Regions from separate parts of the Mus musculus genome. Here all the other regions are linked to region 1. Evidence: chromatin loops called from intact Hi-C (ENCODE). Cell type or tissue: left cerebral cortex. All regions are shown on one strand.

Region 1 (2,500 bases):
AGGTCCTCTTCCGGCCTCAGAGGCACCTGCACTCACATGTACAGACCCCACACACTGGTATATACGCACATGAAGGTTTTGGGGTTTGTTTGGGTTCTTTAACGTAGACTCAAAAGCTAAGTAAAATCAGAATTCTTGAAAGGACATCTGTATTAAGTCACGTGAGAGCTATTGCAAAGACAAATGGTAAAGATATGAGGAACCTCTGTTCATCTTTTTTTTGATTTTGCTCTCTTTGGTTAAAGAGGTCCCCAAAACAAGAAAATTAAAGATAAAAGTGCCAAATGGAACTAAGTTTGGATCAAGTCAGGTTCAAGAGCTGTCAGAACTCTGACAATGAGGTCTCTGTCAGCTGGCTCACTCACTGCTACTCAGGAGTTCTAAACTCATTCTGTACATAAATCAAGGAACAGGAAAGCTCTCAACAATACAATGGAGTCACCCCAGACATGAGCAAATTAAGTGAAGGCGCTAGCTACAACTTCCTGGTTTTTTGGTTTTTGGTTGTTGTTTTTTTTGGACGCTAAAAAGTCACACTTTTTTTTTAAAATTATCTATAAAGCTCTATAATCTAAGAAGTGTGGTGACAAACCTCTATTTCTCCAGAACAAAAACCGATATTTCCACCGCACCACTGCTGACTCCGATCAATTATCTAGGCAGGATAAAGAAAACATCTTTTTTTAATGACTAACCAGCCAACTCCACACAATATCAGACGCGCCTGTCTTCTGCTCCGCGGACTGCGCGTGCCCGCCCGCACCGGGCGGCTCCCGGCTCCAGCCGGGGTTACCTTCCTCACTCCATTGTCACCCCCACTCCTCGGCCCTGAGCCCCAGTCCCGCTGGCGAGCGGCGGCCCCGGGGCGCAATCCCCTCACCCACCCCCTCCCAAGAGGCCGTGGGTGTGTCCGCGGGCGGACTCTTGCCCGGACACAATGAGCCACTCCGCGCCGTCCGGGACCCGCGGTCATTCCCCTGTCGCCGACCCGGGCCGGCCGCCGCGGCCCTTCCTCTTTCTCCCTCCTGCTCGGCCCCTCCCCCGCCGCGCGCAAGCGCCACCGCGCCGCTCCCCTCCCCCGCACCCCCCCCCCTTCCGCCGGCGCCCTCACCCGAGTCCGCAGGCCCCGTGCGGCCAGGTCCCGGACTCGCTGGCGCGGGGCTGGGGAACAGCGCTCGGCCGGGTGAGGCTGAGGCGGGCCGGGCGGCTCTCCTCAGGAGGGCGTCTGTCAACACCGCCGCCGCGGAGCGTGAGGCTGAGCCTGGCTCGGCTGGACCCGGCTCCGAGCACCCGATCGCGGCCCACGCGCGCTCGCGACCCTGAACGGCCGGCGTGCCTTACGCCGCGCAGCACCAGCGCCCCGCCACCATCGCCGTCGCCGCCGCCGCAGCCTGGGCCGGCCCTCCCCGACTGCGCGAGCGCGACACCGGGGCCCTTTTACGACAGTTCGGAAAGCGAGCGCTCCGGACCCTCACGCCCTCTCACAGCAGTATGTCTGCGCATGTGCGGGCCAGGGACCGCCCCCCTGCGTCCCAGTCCTTCCTCTTTGCACTGGCTTAGGCGAACTGTTGGCCCAGTGGGACTAAGTTAAAAATAAGGTGGTTGGGTTCACTTTCTTCCGTGATTTCGGGCTCAACAGTGCTTCAGCATAATTCCGCCTACGTACTGGTTGCTTTTTCTCAAACTAAAAATTATTCCAGCTTACTGATTGCACTAGTCGCGCCTTTAAATAAAAAAACAAAAAAACACGGGTTAGTGTCTTTCTCAGCAGATGATACCCAAAACAGAGATCTCATCTCACTGGTGAAGTGAATTTTCAAAATCATTTCAAATGTATTATTAGGTAGCCTGGGAGCTATACAATCGCAGATGACTTCTTAATTGCCTCACAAAACCCAGAAGATTGCAGTTTTTATTGTGTGCCCTAGAAGGATGTAAGGACAGAGAGTGGGCTCTGCAGTCAATCAGACAGATTTCCGGTCAGAAAGCAAAGTGAGGGTGCCCAAGCTGACTTATTAACACCTTTATAAATCTCAGTTTCCTCTTCTATAAAACATGATAGCCTTATATGCTTCAAAATGATCTTGTGAGGTCAAATATGACGACTTAAAGTACCTTATATTACCAATTAAGTATTTAACAAGCATTAATAACCTCCTTCTACATCAGCTCGTCGATAATATTCACTCATGTTCTCCATATTTAGTGAAGGTGATTTTTTGGCTTGGTTTGGTTTGGTTTTGGTTTTTCGAGACAGAGTTTCTCTGTGTAGCCCTGGCTGTCTTGGAACTCACTCCAGAGACTCAGAGATCCACCTGACTCTGCCTCCCAAGAACTGGGAGTATTTTTAAATTTTAAAAGAAGAAGAAATGGAAAACATTGGATTTGGATTTCCTCAGCCTCCCTAGTTGCTGCCCTCTACAAGTAGAATTCTATCGGGACTATCAAAGCCCAGGACTTTTTTGTTTTGTTTTGTTTTGTTTTGTTTTGTTTCCGGGCT
Region 2 (2,500 bases), 420 kb before region 1:
CACACCCCCGCTTCCTCCTTACTGCAGATGCAGTGTGACCAGCAGCCTCGGGCATCGGCCGCCATGATACTGTGCACCTTTACGGACTGGCTGTGCTTGAACTGCGAACCCAAGTAAACCTCCCCATCTTAAGTTGCTTCTGTTGGGTATTTTGTCAGAGCCACGAATCAAGTAACTAATGCAGTTTAATTAATATTTGTCGTTGGTAAGCAAAGGAATGGATATCATTGTGACGTTTTCATACATCTGCGTCAATATAATCCATTATAATCAAATTCCTTTGCCTCTCCCACCAGCATCCCTGGATCTTCGGCTCCCTCTAGCTGATCCCCACTCCCTCAACAGTCTCCACTTCTATGTTCCTGTCACACACACAGTCCATTACCGGCCCCCAAAAGTCTCCCCATCTTAAAGGTTCTCTCTTCCTTATGTCTTACGATCTTCTTTCTTATTTATTTATTTATTTATTTATTTATTTATTACCGTTGTGTTTGTGCCACAGTGTGTTGGAGTCAGTTCTCACCTTCTACCTTTTATTTGGGTTCGAGGTATGAAACTCAGTTGGGAGAGTTTGTGCAGGAAGGGCCTCCTTAGCCCTCACCTTCTGTGCTCCCCGACTTCTAGTTTTAGGACACACACACACACACACACACACACACACACGTTGTTTTCTTCCAAAAAGTTTACCACCTCCTGCCTGGCCTGGTATTCACTAGTTTGTTTTCTATAACCACCCACCTCCTGTGAGATTCACAGCTCTGTAAGGGGAACTGTTAGTCTGCAGAGCTGGTACTGTCCATAATATAGCGACATCCAGTTTCCTGTACTGCATACTTCCTGGCCCGCTTCTGACTTCTCTGCCATTAGTTTGTTGTTCCAGAGAGAGTTGCGCCCAGCGATTCTTCCAGGCCCCTTCCTTGAGGCAGTAATCAATGGACGCTTTGCTTCTGGGCTCTCCGAATGCAGATTCCTTAGCAGTTCCCATTCTTGCCGTGTGGGGGCAGCAAACACATTTACTTCTCACTCCTCCAAATCCTACAGGTGTCACAGTTCATTGGGATCTTTGTGGTCCAACCTAGTCTCCAGAAAAACTAAATCCAAAGTTATCGAGTAAACAAAGAACGGTAGTTAGGCATAAAAACAGACCAGCGTCTATCCAAACCGGTCAGATATGCCCAAGACAACCTAATCATAATTACTGATTGCTGTACTTAGCCCCAGATTACCACAGAGCTGGGCAGGTCAGGGTTGGTGTAAGAGGCCCTGAACTCAATGCAAAATGCAAAGGAGCCAGATGTCTCAGTCATCAAGCTAAATAACACTGGGCTAAAATGTGTCTAAAATTAAAACCAATCAATAAAATAGCCAGTATTTATAAATTGTTGCGTCAGAGTGTAAAGAAAGGCCTCAGATGACAGACTTTACATATGTATTGAAAAAATATAAAAGCAAAATTCTAGGCCTTTAGGCCCAGGCTTGGGAATGTGACCTCTGTGACTCAATGCTCCAAGGTATGATAATCATAAAACAGATAGACGACGTTCCTCCACCCACCTGCTTCCAGGGTTCAAAGAGTGTTCATTTAAAGAAAGTCACCCTAACCATTGGGGGGGGGACACCCGTTATGCAAATGTGCTATTGTTAGGGGCTCTTAGAAACTGTCTTGAGAGATAACCTGCACAATTACCAGGTATTCCTTGTGACTCTTGTGACTTTGCACTTCCTTGTGACTCTTAACTGGTATCTTGGGTATTTTCCAACAAAGCCCTCCCCACTTCCTTGAGTTGTGGTTTCTTCCTTTAAATACCCACTTACCCAGCTACTCGGGGTGCCACGGTCCTCTACCCCTGCATGGTGTATGACCGTGGGCCCGAGAGCACTCTTGAATTAAAAGTGCTCTTGCAGTTTGCAGCAAGACCGTTTCTCGTGAGTGATTTGGGGTGTCGCCTCTCCTGAGTCAGAACGTGGGGGAGTCCTCACGTTGTGGGTCTTTCAGTATAATGTGTATGAGTGTTTTGTCTGCAGGAATATCTGTGTACCAAAAGTGTATTCTTAATGCTGAACCACCTCTCCAGACCCTGGCCCTTACTTATGATCTGTGTGTGTGTGTGTGTGTGTGTGTGTGTGTGTGTGTGTTTGTGTCATATGCATGAATTACTATACACTAACTGTACAAACCAGTCTGTATCATGAAGTTTTCATGGGTATATAGAATATACTTTATTTATATCCATCCTTCTTTCAACAAGGCTGACCAGGGTCATATGGAATCTCAATGTACTTTTAATTTGCATGTCTCTGGTGGCTAACTGTGGCTATGAACATTTTTCATGACTTTTAACAGCCATTTTTTTTGTACTTATCTTGAAAATTCTATTGAATTTGTTTGATTGATTGGATTACTTGTTCTTTGGGCATTTAAATTTTTTAGTTCATAATTTTCTAAATATTAACTCCCTGTCACATGAATAGTTGACAGGAAAAAAATTTGTCTTATTCT
Region 3 (2,500 bases), 490 kb before region 1:
GATTTTCATTGGACGCTCACATTCTGTCATTTAGACGGAATGCGCTTATTGTGCCCTTTCCACTGTTCTTAGATAATATTGTCATTTCAGTGAGAATTGAGACTGATTCTCTCTGCAGGATACACCTCTGGTTTTTGTCACTGAGAAGCCATTGATCTGCAAAGTATATCCTTTTCTCTTCCTTTGACTGGTTCCAAATACAGTGGTGTGTCTTCATCTGTTACACATGCTACTGCAGCATTAATGCATTTGAATAAATTAGTTGGAATATACATTCGTGCCTTGTTTTCATCTTTAATCGTTAACTTTTACACTGAATTTTCCGGTGAAGCCTTTCAAACATCGGGCCTTTACAATCCTGCAGTGTGGATGCTTCCGGTTCTTTTATTTATTTATTTATTTATTTTATTTATTTTTTTTTTTTTTTTTTTTTTTTTTTTTTTTTTTTTTTGGTTTTTCGAGACAGGGTTTCTCTGTGTAGTCCTGGCTGTCCGGGAACTCACCCTGTAGACCAGGCTGGCCTCGAACTCAGAAATCCACCTGCCTCTGCCTCCCGAGTGCTGGGATTAACTTAAAGGTGTGCGCCACTACACCCTGCTCTGGTTCTTTTAATTGATAACAAGTTCAGCCTGTTTACAATCTTAACACTATTTGAACTTTAATCAGATCTGTATTTCATAGTTTGGAAATTATTTAATGAGTTTGGGTTGCAAGGATATGATTTTAAAAGGCTAAAAAGGAAAACCTACAGCATGGCACAAAGGAGAACATGTTTCACTCTCAGACCTGGAGTGTTTGCATCCGAAGTCACAATTCATGTGCTCACTGGCCATCTGCAGTACCTATAGCTGCTGTTTTGAAAGCAGAAAACCAAGCACCCCCGCTAAAAAGAAAAGGGATGTGAAATTCTGGAAACTCAGAATATCCACGTATTTGCTTTTGTATCAGTCACGAAGTTTATACAGCAGACCTTCCAAATGAAAAAGATGAAAGACTCACAAACCCTGGTTTCCCTACACTGCAGTCCCACAAACTTTGACAAGCCAGACAGTCGCCCCATTGCCTTTTGCTTCCCGAGCGCCAGCAGGAGAGACCACGCCCCTTCTCGGAAACGGCGGTGGGGGCCGGCAGTGGCTCCTGTGGCGTCACCTCCGGGTCGCGTGAGCACTTCCGGGTCACTGGCACAGGGCTGCGGTTTCCGCGGCCGAGGAGGTGGTCGCAGCGGGCTCCCTACCTGGCTCTGCTACCGCCGTGGCGGAAGCGCCTTCCCTCAGGTAGGCGGCGGCGGGGCCGGGAGCGGGGAGGCCGCGGCGAGGCGGGCGGTACCGAGCGCTGTGCCCGCCGGAAGGCGACCCCAGACAGACGCAGCCGCGCGGGAGCAGCCGCCTTCCCGCTCTCCTCAGGCCGCGCTTAGGCGACCGGCGTCCCGCTCGGATGCCGGGCACACACGGCGCCTGCGCTCCAGCTCTGCAGTGAGGAGGGGATTCCGAAGTTCTGCAGTTGCCGCCACCTTTAAAGATTGGAGATGGCCGAGCCAGCTCGTTTCAGCAGACGTCGAAGTCGCTGTTAGCTCTTTTCCAAATAATGCTTAGATGTCAAATGGAGCGTGCCATGGCTCCCCTGTCCTATTTTAAAGTTTATGTCTCTCTGACCTTTTTCTCCCCTTCTCCATACACACGTACTGACTGGCGTTTACTTTGAACGAGCTAAATGTTTTTGTTTGACACGCGTCGAGTATCCGGTACTGTTCTCAGCCCGCAGGTTACATCAAGTGAACAAAAATAAAGATCCATGCCCTCGTGGACTTTACATTTTATGCGGAAAGTTAACATAAGACCGTTAGGTAACTTGATGGCAGACGGTGCTATCAAAAAATTTTAGCGAGATGAAGGGTTTGGAGACGTTTCATAATGGATGTTGGAGTTCCTATGTGGTGGTCAGTTTAGGTGCAATTGAATGGAGCTATTGGAGTTGTGTGTTAGCCAAATTAATATCTGAGCAAGAACATTACAGGCAGAAAGAACAGCCATCGCAAAGGCAGTCCCACGCCTGTCATCCTCAGGGCAGTTGAGAGTGCAAAGGGAGGTGGAAAATAGATCAAACCAAACATAGAGGGTAGCCAGATCGTCAGGCCTGATAGAAGCTGATGGAAAATATGTTCTAGCCCATATTTTTAAAAGATAACCCCGCTGCAAATTATAAAGTGTGAGGGACAAGTGTAGAGTAAAGAAAATTTGAACACCATGAGTCAGTGGCCTGGCATTATAAAATAATCATGGGGATGTTGAGAAATGATTGGCTTCTGGATTCATTTTGAAAGTTGCCCTTCCAAGATTTGCTAGGAATTGGACCATCTTTATGGTTTATATGACTCTGAGGGCCCATAGAAGAGTCCTCTGCATTTGCTCTTAGCTGTAGGAGAAGTGTCTTAGCTATTTGATAATTGTTTCGATGTAGAGTAGAACATCCTGAATATGGGTACAAAGAGAGAAGTGAGGGA

What was found. A loop is a pair of places that touch in the nucleus more often than their neighbours do. Peaks named below come from ENCODE experiments on the same cell type or tissue, not always from the same donor. Only the 100,000 strongest peaks of a DNase experiment are listed, where the experiment ranks them.
Region 2: it touches region 1 in a loop (2.2-fold over the local background); 2 of 42 quality-filtered maps call a loop at or near these places.
Region 3: a loop joins it to region 1, with 4 times the contacts of the local background. A loop is called at or near these places in 2 of 42 quality-filtered maps.

The regions. Positions count from the first base shown.
Region 1 is chr9:70,502,348-70,504,847 of GRCm38, forward strand. It overlaps Rnf111 (ring finger 111), which reads right to left and starts at 1,428. Exons shown (of 15, transcript NM_033604.3): 1 at 1,112-1,428; 2 at 593-655. In left cerebral cortex, no CTCF peak of the experiment used is centred here; DNase peaks (open chromatin) are centred at 1,039 and 1,480; H3K4me3 peaks cover 2,167 bases; H3K27ac peaks cover 1,580 bases.
Region 2 is chr9:70,083,316-70,085,815 of GRCm38, forward strand. No RefSeq gene overlaps it. Among named protein-coding and RNA genes, the nearest start is that of Gm39369, 1.5 kb to the left of the region's middle. In left cerebral cortex, a CTCF peak has its summit at 985; a DNase peak (open chromatin) is centred at 992.
Region 3 is chr9:70,011,388-70,013,887 of GRCm38, forward strand. Bnip2 (BCL2/adenovirus E1B interacting protein 2) reads left to right here. Exons shown (of 11, transcript NM_016787.4): 11 at 1-272. It overlaps Gtf2a2 (general transcription factor II A, 2), which reads left to right and starts at 1,161. Exons shown (of 5, transcript NM_001039519.2): 1 at 1,161-1,274. In left cerebral cortex, no CTCF peak of the experiment used is centred here; a DNase peak (open chromatin) is centred at 1,138; H3K4me3 peaks cover 1,890 bases; H3K27ac peaks cover 939 bases.